Linked DNA regions of Mus musculus: region 2 is linked to region 1. The links are chromatin contacts, found by Hi-C or POLR2A ChIA-PET in ENCODE. All regions are on one chromosome and are shown on one strand. Each heading gives the region's core, a stretch centred on a gene start or an enhancer-like site at or near the end of the contact. The rest is flanking DNA. Distances are from core to core; before and after follow the strand shown. Region 1 holds the start of Tnf (tumor necrosis factor). Region 2 holds the start of Atp6v1g2 (ATPase, H+ transporting, lysosomal V1 subunit G2).

What was found. A loop is a pair of places that touch in the nucleus more often than their neighbours do. ChIA-PET counts read pairs that join two places held with the same protein, here RNA polymerase II (POLR2A).
Region 2: a map of gastrocnemius shows a loop between it and region 1 (3-fold over the local background). The contact joins the promoter of Atp6v1g2 here to the promoter of Tnf in region 1. A Hi-C loop is called at or near these places in 12 of 37 maps with a recorded cell type or tissue (T-helper 17 cell, T-helper 2 cell, adrenal gland and 3 more). POLR2A ChIA-PET finds 5 or more read pairs at or near these places in 1 of 5 experiments (embryonic stem cell).

What each region holds. Positions count from the first base shown.
Region 1 is chr17:35,199,198-35,205,479 of GRCm38, reverse strand. It overlaps Tnf (tumor necrosis factor), which reads left to right and starts at 3,473. Exons shown (of 4, transcript NM_013693.3): 1 at 3,473-3,825; 2 at 4,342-4,396; 3 at 4,575-4,622; 4 at 4,917-6,113. The coding sequence starts at 3,640. The coding sequence ends at 5,335. Lta (lymphotoxin A) reads left to right here and starts at 129. Exons shown (of 4, transcript NM_010735.2): 1 at 129-321; 2 at 818-922; 3 at 1,006-1,105; 4 at 1,331-2,315. The coding sequence starts at 827. The coding sequence ends at 1,743. It overlaps Mir6974 (microRNA 6974), which reads left to right and starts at 923; the gene lies at 923-1,005.
Region 2 is chr17:35,233,856-35,240,137 of GRCm38, reverse strand. Atp6v1g2 (ATPase, H+ transporting, lysosomal V1 subunit G2) reads right to left here and starts at 3,542. Exons shown (of 3, transcript NM_023179.3): 1 at 3,293-3,542; 2 at 2,921-3,021; 3 at 1,371-2,513. The coding sequence starts at 3,374. The coding sequence ends at 2,340. It overlaps Nfkbil1 (nuclear factor of kappa light polypeptide gene enhancer in B cells inhibitor like 1), which reads left to right and starts at 4,352. Exons shown (of 4, transcript NM_010909.5): 1 at 4,352-4,488; 2 at 4,907-5,186. The coding sequence starts at 4,432.

The DNA.
Region 1 (6,282 bases), core at 2,224-4,723:
CAGCCCAGCTGCACCCTCTCCACGAATTGCTCGGCCGTTCACTGGAACTCCTGGGCCTGACCCAGCTCCCTGCTAGTCCCTGCGGCCCACAGTTCCCCGGACCCGACTCCCTTTCCCAGAACGCAGTAGTCTAAGCCCTTAGCCTGCGGTTCTCTCCTAGGCCCCAGCCTTTCCTGCCTTCGACTGAAACAGCAGCATCTTCTAAGCCCTGGGGGCTTCCCCAAGCCCCAGCCCCGACCTAGAACCCGCCCGCTGCCTGCCACACTGCCGCTTCCTCTATAAAGGGACCCGAGCGCCAGCGCCCAGGACCCCGCACAGCAGGTGAGCCTCTCCTACCCTGTCTCCTTGGGCTTACCCTGGTATCAGGCATCCCTCAGGATCCTACCTCCTTTCTTGAGCCACAGCCTTTTCTATACAACCTGCCTGGATCCCCAGCCTTAATGGGTCTGGTCCTCCTGTCGTGGCTTTGATTTTTGGTCTGTTCCTGTGGCGGCCTTATCAGTCTCTCTCTCTCTCTCTCTCTCTCTCTCTCTCTCTCTCTCTCTCTCTCTCTCTCTCTCTCCCTCTCTCTCTCTCTCTCTCTCTCTCTTTCTCTCTCTCTGCCTCTGTTAGCCATTGTCTGATTCTATGGTGGAGCTTTCCTCTTCCCCTCTGTCTCTCCTTATCCCTGCTCACTTCAGGGTTCCCCTGCCTGTCCCCTTTTCTGTCTGTCGCCCTGTCTCTCAGGGTGGCTGTCTCAGCTGGGAGGTAAGGTCTGTCTTCCGCTGTGTGCCCCGCCTCCGCTACACACACACACTCTCTCTCTCTCTCTCAGCAGGTTCTCCACATGACACTGCTCGGCCGTCTCCACCTCTTGAGGGTGCTTGGCACCCCTCCTGTCTTCCTCCTGGGGCTGCTGCTGGCCCTGCCTCTAGGGGCCCAGGTGAGGCAGCAAGAGATTGGGGGTGCTGGGGTGGCCTAGCTAACTCAGAGTCCTAGAGTCCTCTCCACTCTCTTCTGTCCCAGGGACTCTCTGGTGTCCGCTTCTCCGCTGCCAGGACAGCCCATCCACTCCCTCAGAAGCACTTGACCCATGGCATCCTGAAACCTGCTGCTCACCTTGTTGGTAAACTTCTGCCTCCAGAGGAGAGGTCCAGTCCCTGCCTTTTGTCCTACTTGCCCAGGGGCTCAGGCGATCTTCCCATCTCCCCACACCAACTTTTCTTACCCCTAAGGGCAGGCACCCCACTCCCATCTCCCTACCAACCATCCCACTTGTCCAGTGCCTGCTCCCTCAGGGATGGGGACCTCTGATCTTGATAGCCCCCCAATGTCTTGTGCCTCTTCCCAGGGTACCCCAGCAAGCAGAACTCACTGCTCTGGAGAGCAAGCACGGATCGTGCCTTTCTCCGACATGGCTTCTCTTTGAGCAACAACTCCCTCCTGATCCCCACCAGTGGCCTCTACTTTGTCTACTCCCAGGTGGTTTTCTCTGGAGAAAGCTGCTCCCCCAGGGCCATTCCCACTCCCATCTACCTGGCACACGAGGTCCAGCTCTTTTCCTCCCAATACCCCTTCCATGTGCCTCTCCTCAGTGCGCAGAAGTCTGTGTATCCGGGACTTCAAGGACCGTGGGTGCGCTCAATGTACCAGGGGGCTGTGTTCCTGCTCAGTAAGGGAGACCAGCTGTCCACCCACACCGACGGCATCTCCCATCTACACTTCAGCCCCAGCAGTGTATTCTTTGGAGCCTTTGCACTGTAGATTCTAAAGAAACCCAAGAATTGGATTCCAGGCCTCCATCCTGACCGTTGTTTCAAGGGTCACATCCCCACAGTCTCCAGCCTTCCCCACTAAAATAACCTGGAGCTCTCACGGGAGTCTGAGACACTTCAGGGGACTACATCTTCCCCAGGGCCACTCCAGATGCTCAGGGGACGACTCAAGCCTACCTAGAAGTTCCTGCACAGAGCAGGGTTTTTGTGGGTCTAGGTCGGACAGAGACCTGGACATGAAGGAGGGACAGACATGGGAGAGGTGGCTGGGAACAGGGGAAGGTTGACTATTTATGGAGAGAAAAGTTAAGTTATTTATTTATAGAGAATAGAAAGAGGGGAAAAATAGAAAGCCGTCAGATGACAACTAGGTCCCAGACACAAAGGTGTCTCACCTCAGACAGGACCCATCTAAGAGAGAGATGGCGAGAGAATTAGATGTGGGTGACCAAGGGGTTCTAGAAGAAAGCACGAAGCTCTAAAAGCCAGCCACTGCTTGGCTAGACATCCACAGGGACCCCCTGCACCATCTGTGAAACCCAATAAACCTCTTTTCTCTGAGATTCTGTCTGCTTGTGTCTGTCTTGCGTTGGGGGAGAAACTTCCTGGTCTCTTTAAGGAGTGGAGCAGGGGACAGAGGCCTCAGTTGGTCCATGGGATCCGGGCAGAGCAAAGAGACATGAGGAGCAGGCAGCTCCCAGAGACATGGTGGATTCACGGGAGTGAGGCAGCTTAACTGCCGGAGGAGACCCAAAGGATGAGCTAGGGAGATCCATCCAAGGGTGGAGAGAGATGAGGGTTCTGGGGAGAAGTGACTCCACTGGAGGGTGGGAGAGTGTTTAGGAGTGGGAGGGTGGGGGAGGGGAATCCTTGGAAGACCGGGGAGTCATACGGATTGGGAGAAATCCTGGAAGCAGGGCTGTGGGACCTAAATGTCTGAGTTGATGTACCGCAGTCAAGATATGGCAGAGGCTCCGTGGAAAACTCACTTGGGAGCAGGGACCCAAAGCAGCAGCCTGAGCTCATGATCAGAGTGAAAGGAGAAGGCTTGTGAGGTCCGTGAATTCCCAGGGCTGAGTTCATTCCCTCTGGGGCTGCCCCATACTCATCCCATTACCCCCCCCACCAGCCCTCCCAAAGCCCATGCACACTTCCCAACTCTCAAGCTGCTCTGCCTTCAGCCACTTCCTCCAAGAACTCAAACAGGGGGCTTTCCCTCCTCAATATCATGTCTCCCCCCTTATGCACCCAGCTTTCAGAAGCACCCCCCCATGCTAAGTTCTCCCCCATGGATGTCCCATTTAGAAATCAAAAGGAAATAGACACAGGCATGGTCTTTCTACAAAGAAACAGACAATGATTAGCTCTGGAGGACAGAGAAGAAATGGGTTTCAGTTCTCAGGGTCCTATACAACACACACACACACACACACACACACACACACACACACACACCCTCCTGATTGGCCCCAGATTGCCACAGAATCCTGGTGGGGACGACGGGGAGGAGATTCCTTGATGCCTGGGTGTCCCCAACTTTCCAAACCCTCTGCCCCCGCGATGGAGAAGAAACCGAGACAGAGGTGTAGGGCCACTACCGCTTCCTCCACATGAGATCATGGTTTTCTCCACCAAGGAAGTTTTCCGAGGGTTGAATGAGAGCTTTTCCCCGCCCTCTTCCCCAAGGGCTATAAAGGCGGCCGTCTGCACAGCCAGCCAGCAGAAGCTCCCTCAGCGAGGACAGCAAGGGACTAGCCAGGAGGGAGAACAGAAACTCCAGAACATCTTGGAAATAGCTCCCAGAAAAGCAAGCAGCCAACCAGGCAGGTTCTGTCCCTTTCACTCACTGGCCCAAGGCGCCACATCTCCCTCCAGAAAAGACACCATGAGCACAGAAAGCATGATCCGCGACGTGGAACTGGCAGAAGAGGCACTCCCCCAAAAGATGGGGGGCTTCCAGAACTCCAGGCGGTGCCTATGTCTCAGCCTCTTCTCATTCCTGCTTGTGGCAGGGGCCACCACGCTCTTCTGTCTACTGAACTTCGGGGTGATCGGTCCCCAAAGGGATGAGGTGAGTGTCTGGGCAACCCTTATTCTCGCTCACAAGCAAAACGGGTTAGGAGGGCAAGAAGGACAGTGTGAGGGAAAGAAGTGGGCTAATGGGCAGGGCAAGGTGGAGGAGAGTGTGGAGGGGACAGAGTCAGGACCTCGGACCCATGCGTCCAGCTGACTAAACATCCTTCGTCGGATGCACAGAGAGATGAATGAACGAACAAGTGTGTTCACACGTGGAGAGATCTGGAAAGATGTGGCCAGGGGAAGAGGGGATAAGCAAGAGATAAAACTCAGAGACAGAAATGAGAGAGGCATGAGAGATAAGGAGGAAGATGAAGGGGAGATAACGGGAGATCAAGCACAGAGGGCACCGCAGAAAGAAGCCGTGGGTTGGACAGATGAATGAATGAAGAAGAAAAACACAAAGCTGGGGGGTGGGGTGGGGCAAAGAGGAACTGTAAGCGGGGCAATCAGCCGGGAGGCTTCTCCTTTGGGGTGAGTCTGTCTTAACTAACCTCCTTTTCCTACACAGAAGTTCCCAAATGGCCTCCCTCTCATCAGTTCTATGGCCCAGACCCTCACACTCAGTAAGTGTTCCCACACCTCTCTCTTAATTTAAGATGGAGGAAGGGCAGTTAGGCATGGGATGAGATGGGGTGGGGGGAGAACTTAAAGCTTTGGTTTGGGAGGAAAGGGGTCTAAGTGCATAGATGCTTGCTGGGAAGCCTAAAAGGCTCATCCTTGCCTTTGTCTCTTCCCCTCCAGGATCATCTTCTCAAAATTCGAGTGACAAGCCTGTAGCCCACGTCGTAGGTAAGATTTCTTTACATGTGCCTTGAGAATGAAGGGGCATGATTTTGGGGGGCGGGTTGAGGGGTGTCGAGCCAGGCTGAGAAAAGACAGAGCTCTTAGAGACAGCACGTGAGAGTCAGAGCAGTGACTCAAAAGCAAGGCATCAGGGGGCCACCCGGGACCTCATAGCCAATGGGATGTGGAAAGACAGAGGGTGCAGGAACCGGAAGTGAAGTGTGGGTAGCTGCTGAGGCTCAGGATGTGGAGTGTGAACTAAGAGGGTGACACTGACTCAATCCTCCCCCCCCCCCTCAGCAAACCACCAAGTGGAGGAGCAGCTGGAGTGGCTGAGCCAGCGCGCCAACGCCCTCCTGGCCAACGGCATGGATCTCAAAGACAACCAACTAGTGGTGCCAGCCGATGGGTTGTACCTTGTCTACTCCCAGGTTCTCTTCAAGGGACAAGGCTGCCCCGACTACGTGCTCCTCACCCACACCGTCAGCCGATTTGCTATCTCATACCAGGAGAAAGTCAACCTCCTCTCTGCCGTCAAGAGCCCCTGCCCCAAGGACACCCCTGAGGGGGCTGAGCTCAAACCCTGGTATGAGCCCATATACCTGGGAGGAGTCTTCCAGCTGGAGAAGGGGGACCAACTCAGCGCTGAGGTCAATCTGCCCAAGTACTTAGACTTTGCGGAGTCCGGGCAGGTCTACTTTGGAGTCATTGCTCTGTGAAGGGAATGGGTGTTCATCCATTCTCTACCCAGCCCCCACTCTGACCCCTTTACTCTGACCCCTTTATTGTCTACTCCTCAGAGCCCCCAGTCTGTATCCTTCTAACTTAGAAAGGGGATTATGGCTCAGGGTCCAACTCTGTGCTCAGAGCTTTCAACAACTACTCAGAAACACAAGATGCTGGGACAGTGACCTGGACTGTGGGCCTCTCATGCACCACCATCAAGGACTCAAATGGGCTTTCCGAATTCACTGGAGCCTCGAATGTCCATTCCTGAGTTCTGCAAAGGGAGAGTGGTCAGGTTGCCTCTGTCTCAGAATGAGGCTGGATAAGATCTCAGGCCTTCCTACCTTCAGACCTTTCCAGATTCTTCCCTGAGGTGCAATGCACAGCCTTCCTCACAGAGCCAGCCCCCCTCTATTTATATTTGCACTTATTATTTATTATTTATTTATTATTTATTTATTTGCTTATGAATGTATTTATTTGGAAGGCCGGGGTGTCCTGGAGGACCCAGTGTGGGAAGCTGTCTTCAGACAGACATGTTTTCTGTGAAAACGGAGCTGAGCTGTCCCCACCTGGCCTCTCTACCTTGTTGCCTCCTCTTTTGCTTATGTTTAAAACAAAATATTTATCTAACCCAATTGTCTTAATAACGCTGATTTGGTGACCAGGCTGTCGCTACATCACTGAACCTCTGCTCCCCACGGGAGCCGTGACTGTAATCGCCCTACGGGTCATTGAGAGAAATAAAGATCGCTTGGAAAAGAAATGTGATTTCTGTCTTGGGATGAAGTCTGCATCCATCTCTTTGCGGAGGCCTAAAGTCTCTGGGTCCAGATCTCAGTCTTTATACCCCTGGGCCATTAAGACCCCCAAGACCCCCGTGGAACAAAAGGCAGCCAACATCCCTACCTCTCCCCCGGAAACAGGAGCCTAACCCTAA
Region 2 (6,282 bases), core at 2,293-4,792, 35 kb before region 1:
TGTAAGCACCCCAATTTCCTATCACATGTGTCCCTCCTCTTCAAAAATCTCCTTGCTTTTGTATAGCTATTTCCCCCGAAACATTTCCTCCTGATGAGAGTGGAGAAGGCTCAGGAAATTCAGAAAAAAAGTTGCAAGACACGGAACACTTCTCCCAGATTGTGTCACCAATAAACAGCTCCTGGTGGCAGGACTCTTTGGTCTGCATACAAGTCACGCTGGTGGGCGACTTTCTGATGGGAAGCTACTCCAGTCTCACTCCTATAAGTAACCTATCACCCACCATACTGCCAATAACTCCAGCGAGCTCTTTGGTCTGCCAAGTGAGACTTGGGTGGTGAGATATCTTTGGTGTTTCATGACTGCCTTATTTGGCATAGATTTTTTTTTTTTTTTCCTGAGACAGGGCTTCTCTGTGTAGCCCTGGCTGTCCTGGAATTCACTCTGTAGACCAGGCTGGCCTTGAACTCAGAAATCCACCTGCCTCTGCCTCCCAAGTGCTGGGATTAAAGGCATGCGCCACCACACCTGGCTTATAGTTTTTTTTTTAATGTCTCTCTACAGAAAAGTCATATAAGACTATGAATTACCTCATTGATTCAAGTTCAGGGTGAAATGAGCAGTGAAGAGAACTGATAAAGGAATGGGGGTCAGAGACCAGCAGTGTCCCACCCCCTCACCCCCTACCACCACCACCCCAACTTCCTCCTTCCCCACCCCAGCATCTTTTTATTCCAAAGTATTCCTCAACTGCCAAGTGTGTGCCAAGTGCTATCTAGGCTCTGGGGATACAACGACCTTTATCATCAGATACATAATGAGAGCCAATACCCAAACATAATGTCAAGCCAGGCGTGGTGGTGCACGTCTTTAATTCCAGTACTCAAGAGGCAGAGGCATGTGGATCTCTTGTGAGTTCAAAGCTAGCCTGGCCTAGCAAATTCCAGGGTAGTCAGAGATACTTAGTAAGATAGTAAGTCTCTGTCTCTCTGTCTCTCTCTCTCTCTCTCTCTCTCTCTCTCTCTCTCGTGTGTGTGTGTGTGTGTGTGTGTGTGTGTGTGTGTGTGTCTGTCTGTCTGTCTGTCTGTCTGTCTGCCTGCCTGCCTGTCTGTCTGTCTCTGTCTCTGGTGCTGATGAGCAGTGTAAAACCAGGAAAGAGACAGAGTGCTGCTCTGCCAACATTTCCCTTACAACTATCTATGCAACTCTCTGTTCAAGAGGGGACACAGTACTGTGTCCTTTTGTTTCTCCATAAAGCTTCCAGGACAGCCCTTTGCAGTGTTTTGGAAACTATATAAATGCATAACTCTGAGGACAGCGAACCAAAGTGAGCAACGGCAAGGCAAAAAGGAGGCTGCTTTCACCAACAATTGACTCATCCACCAGTATTTTATTGACACTCCGCTGTTACACAAGGAGGCAAGGTGCTGAGGGCACACAAAGGAATGCATGCATGTGAATGTCATAGATATCTTCAGCTCCCGGAAGCAGCAAGATTTGGGAAAACAGAGAAAGAGGGGGGCCAACCATGAGAAAGACCAGCTCAGGAGAAACAGAGAGGTGCTAAGAGATTTGATATATATTTGGGACTCGGACAGAGGGGCTAAATAACATTATCATTTAACTGTTCGGGGGCATGATGTGCCAAGGGAGAGCCAGAGAAACAAATTCTTTAGAGGGTTACTAGTGTCACAGTGGCTGAACAAAGCTGGAACACAAGGAATAAAAAAGTCAGGAGAGGGGGTTAGAATTCTGGCAGGCACGCAGAGTGCGGTCATGATACAGGCACTCCGTCATCTGGAACTATGCTGAATTCTCACAGATAATTCACAGCAGCCACCTTACAAAGTGAGCGTTGTTGCTGTCATTCCAGTCACAAAGATGAGGACACTGAGGCTTCCAGGTTAAATAGTTGTCCCAGTTGTGTAACCAGCAAGGACCAGGGGTGGGAGAGGAACAGAGGTTCCCCTGCTCTGAAGTCAGGGTGCTTTCATAACTGTCACCAGGACATATATTTCACAGAGGGGTCCGGTGGGGATGACGTGGGCATTCATTAGTAAACTTCCAGTGGGTGTCATGGAACAGAGAGATTCGGGTTTGTCGGGTTTGAACAGGCTACTTGTAAGTCTCAGGGGGGAATATTGGATCCTGTCACATAGAAGCCTCCCCTCCAGCAACAGGTTATTATGTGAAGCGATTTGGTGGGTGGGGGGGATGATATTATGGATTGAACCCAAGGCTCTGCGCATGCGACACAAGTGGTTTTGAGTTGGGATATTTCTCTGTGGACGGAGCTGACAGAAGGAGTCACTCTAGGGATGTGTCCCTGAGCGATGGTTCTAGACAGTAACCCGATAGTTGGGGTGGACCTGGGGCCTGACTTCACAGACCATGCCGAGAAGCTGAGCCAGGACGCGCTCCCGATTCCTCTGCTGGGAACTCTGCATGCCCTGAACCTGCCGTCTTGTGGCCTGCTCCACTTCAGCAGACAGGTTCCCCTGAGAGCCCATGGCCTGGGGGATGGGGGCGGAGGAGAGAAAGAAAAAAGCAGACACAGAGAAAGGAGGGTCCCAGCATGTAGGAGGAAAGGTTCAGAGGAAGGCCTGGGAAGCCTTTTCGAAACTATTCCCACCCCACAAAAACATGTAGATACCAAGCAGGTGGGCACAATCCTTACTTCTGAGACTGACCATAAAACTGTCCCCACCATACAGACTGTGAAGGCTGCCCCACAAGTCTCATGTACCCTTTAAAACCCTCAGACCTTACAGATCCCGTCAAAGCTTTACCAATGTGTGGTCCTTGTCAGGGCCTCTTCAGCTCTCAGACACCCTAATTTCTTAGTCACCTGTATACACCTGGCAAGAGGCACCCACCGATTTGCACCTGGGTGGGGCCATCCCTGTCCCCCTCAACTCACCGCCTGCTGCTTGCTCTGAAACTCCTGTTCCCGCTCCCTGCGGTATTGCTCCACCTCCATTTGAGCCTCCTCCTTCGCCTGCTTCAGTCGCCGGGCCTTCCCTAGAGGCAGAAGGACAGTGAGTGTACACACACACACACACACAACCAGGTGCGTTAGTGGGATCAGTGCCCTCTAGAAAGTTATCCAGTTTCCTGTCAACCAACCAAATGCTAGACTGTAAAACCCACCCGTTTCTTCTACCCTAATAGCCTCAGTCCCCCATCTGTCCTCATTGTCCTTGGGCTTTTTTTTCCTAAGGACTCAAATGCCCGCTATCCCCTATTCCTAAATTCTCCTTCCATATTCCTAAGAGAGGAAAGGGGGGCTCACTCTTCCTGGCATCGGCCACCTTCTCCGCTGCCCGCTTCTCAGCCTGGAGGAGCTGCTGGATACCCTGGGTCTGACTGGCCATTTTTATCACTAGAGAGGATGCTGTTCCGAAGGCGACCGAGGTACCAGACGGCTCCCACCCTCCAGCGCCTACTCCTCCGGGCCCTTGATGCGGTCCTCCACTCCCACTGGGTCTTAGCGCTCCCGTTTTCACTCAGTCTCCTGCACCGGGTGGGTGTCTGTCATCCTCACACTGATGACTGGTCCTCCTCTCGAACCTCACTGAGGTAGTACCCGAAACGGCCGCCCGAGGGCAGCAGAGACCAGCCCTGTGCTGACTACTGCAGCAGGTGCAGGGCCTCTCCGTGTCACCAGGGTCCACAGAGATGGGTCTGGGGGAAGCGGAGGGCAGAGTGTTTGGGTGTGAGGAGATCTTGGTTGGTGGTCTCGAAGGAGACACAAAGGCGATGAGAATGGTGTGGGAAGGTAAGGATGCGCTTGGACACAGTACGCTGGGTTTCACTTACACTCCCAACTGTGTCTCCACGCCTCCCTCCGCCCTTACCCCCTCTTTTCAGCCTCCATCTTCTCTTCAGACTTTCCCCCCAAATCTGAACGTCTGCACACATCTCCCTGCTCTGTCCTACGTTTGCCTTGTTAGTGTCTAACCATGTGTTTTTCTTTTTTGATCTACCCATATACTTGGCCTCATTGTGGTTGTGTGGTGTGTGTGTGATTATGTGTGTGTGTGTGAGATTGTGTGTGTGTGTTTCGAGACAGGGATTCTCTCTGTAGTCCTGGCTGTCGCTGCAGCTCGCCCTATAGACCAGGCCTGCCTCTGCCTCTGCCTCCCTTCGAAAGCTCGCCTCTCATCTTCCGCTTGCAGGAGGACCCTATGTCGCAAATTGTCTTATTTCCCCTCCGGAGACCTAATCACAAGTCACCCAGTCCGAGCGTTCGGTACGATTTCCGGGATGGAACACACAGTTCATTTCCGCCCGAAACTTGCGCGTGTGCTTGCGCCATTTCCTGCATCCTGGCGCGCCTCCTCCCTCCCCACCTCCCTTCTCCGAGCGTCTTAAGCCCAGGCCTCCGGCCTCCGTCTCTGAGGGTCCTTGGGGGGGCGGGGAGCAGGTCTGATGAGTAACCCCTCCCCCCAGGCCCCAGAGGAAGAAGCCTCTACGTCTGTCTGTCGGGTACATTATATTCCATTTCTAGATCGCTCTTTGAATTTGTGACTTTTCTCCAGATTTGTGGCTAATGAAAATTGCCCCCATCTGGCCTTACTTGATTTTTGTTGTTGTTGTTGTTGTTTCCCTCCAAAGTTCAGAATTAACTTTTTTCTTGGGCTCTGGAACCTTAAAACAACTATGTATCATTTTCTCAAAAATTACATCAAAAATTAACTCTGTGATTCCCCCCTCCCCACCAGCCCCCAACTCCAACCCCATCCCCACCCTCCGCCCCAAACTTGCCATCTGCTAAGGGATGAGAGTTTAGAATAGGCCTTATCTCTTGCTGGAGATGCAAGGGGGAGGAAATAGGAGGTAAAGGGAGAAACGGGGAAGAGCGGAGCTGGGACCTCACCGCTGCCATTTCCCACTTCTTCCTCAGCCCCAGAGTTGTTCCATGGCCTCCGCTTCCCGCCGGCACCGCCGAGAGCGACGCTTCCGGCGGTACTTGTCTGCAGGACGGCTGGTGCGAGCCCAGGCTCTCCTCCAGCGACATCCCGGGCTTGATGTGGACGCTGGGCAGCCCCCGCCTCTCCACAGGGCCTGCGCCCGCCACGATGCCCCTGCCCTGTGCCTGCTGCTGCGTCTCGGCGCTGACCCTGCCCACCAGGACCGCCATGGCGACACGGCGCTGCACGCTGCTGCCCGCCAGGGCCCTGATGGTGAGTGGGTCCGTGGGAACTGGTCTTGAGAAGCTGGCCAGATCTGAACTGAAAGAATGCGTGGGAAATAAAGGCCTGGTGTGGTGGCGCAGGTCTTTTGACTCTGGGCAAGCAGAGGCAGGAGAATCTCTCTAAGTATGTAGCCTACACAGTGAGCTCCAAGACTACAGAGAGACCCTGTATCATACAACAAAATAGTTGGGAAATAAGTTAGTTCTTTGGTCCTTGGGAACTGTTGAAGATCCCTGGTTGGGATGTGGCCATATCTCTCTAGTAACAGAAAAGCTTATCCTAACATCGCCCAATCAACTAAGGGGTGTGTGCTAGCATGGTGTGATTGTTTGTTTGTTTGAAGATTTATTTATTTTATGTATATGAGTACACACTGTAGCAGTACGGATAGTTGTGAGTCTTCATCTGGTTGTTCGGAATTGAATTTTAGGGCAACCGCACTCTCTCCTGCCCATATTTATTATTATAAATAAGTACACTGTAGCTGACTTCAGACGTGCCAGAAGTGGGCGTCAGATCTCACGACAGATGGTTGTGAGCCACCATGTGGTTGCTGGGATTTGAACTCAGGACCTTCAGAAGGGCAGTCAGTGCTCTTACCCACTGAGCCATCTCACCAGCCCGATTGTTTTTGTTTTTGAGTCAGGGTCTTACCGAGTCTCTCAGGCTGGCCTCTGCATCCCAAGTGCTGAGGTTGTAGGCATGTGTCTCCCACACCCAGCCGCATAGCTCGCAACTCTTTCTTTACATTTCCTAGCTTTCAGCTCAGTGACTACTTTGTTTCTTTGATGGTTTTTTACCTTGCAGTTGACTGCTCAGGTCAGATCCCAGCTCCACTCACCCCACCCCCACCCCCTTAATTTTGCTTCTCTCCTTGCATAATCAAAACAATGGCAACCTTGTAATAATGCCACAAACACCTTACAAAGTATCCATGCTTTGTCACATGATCAGCTGGGCCGGCCAGAGGACTTGAAACTTTTACTTGGTGTTATGCCGGAGATCTGCTGCTGTGTGTTAGGGATGGACTCATGTCCCTTGACACATACCAGGCGCCAGACCAGTTTTCTTCATTCTCACCAAA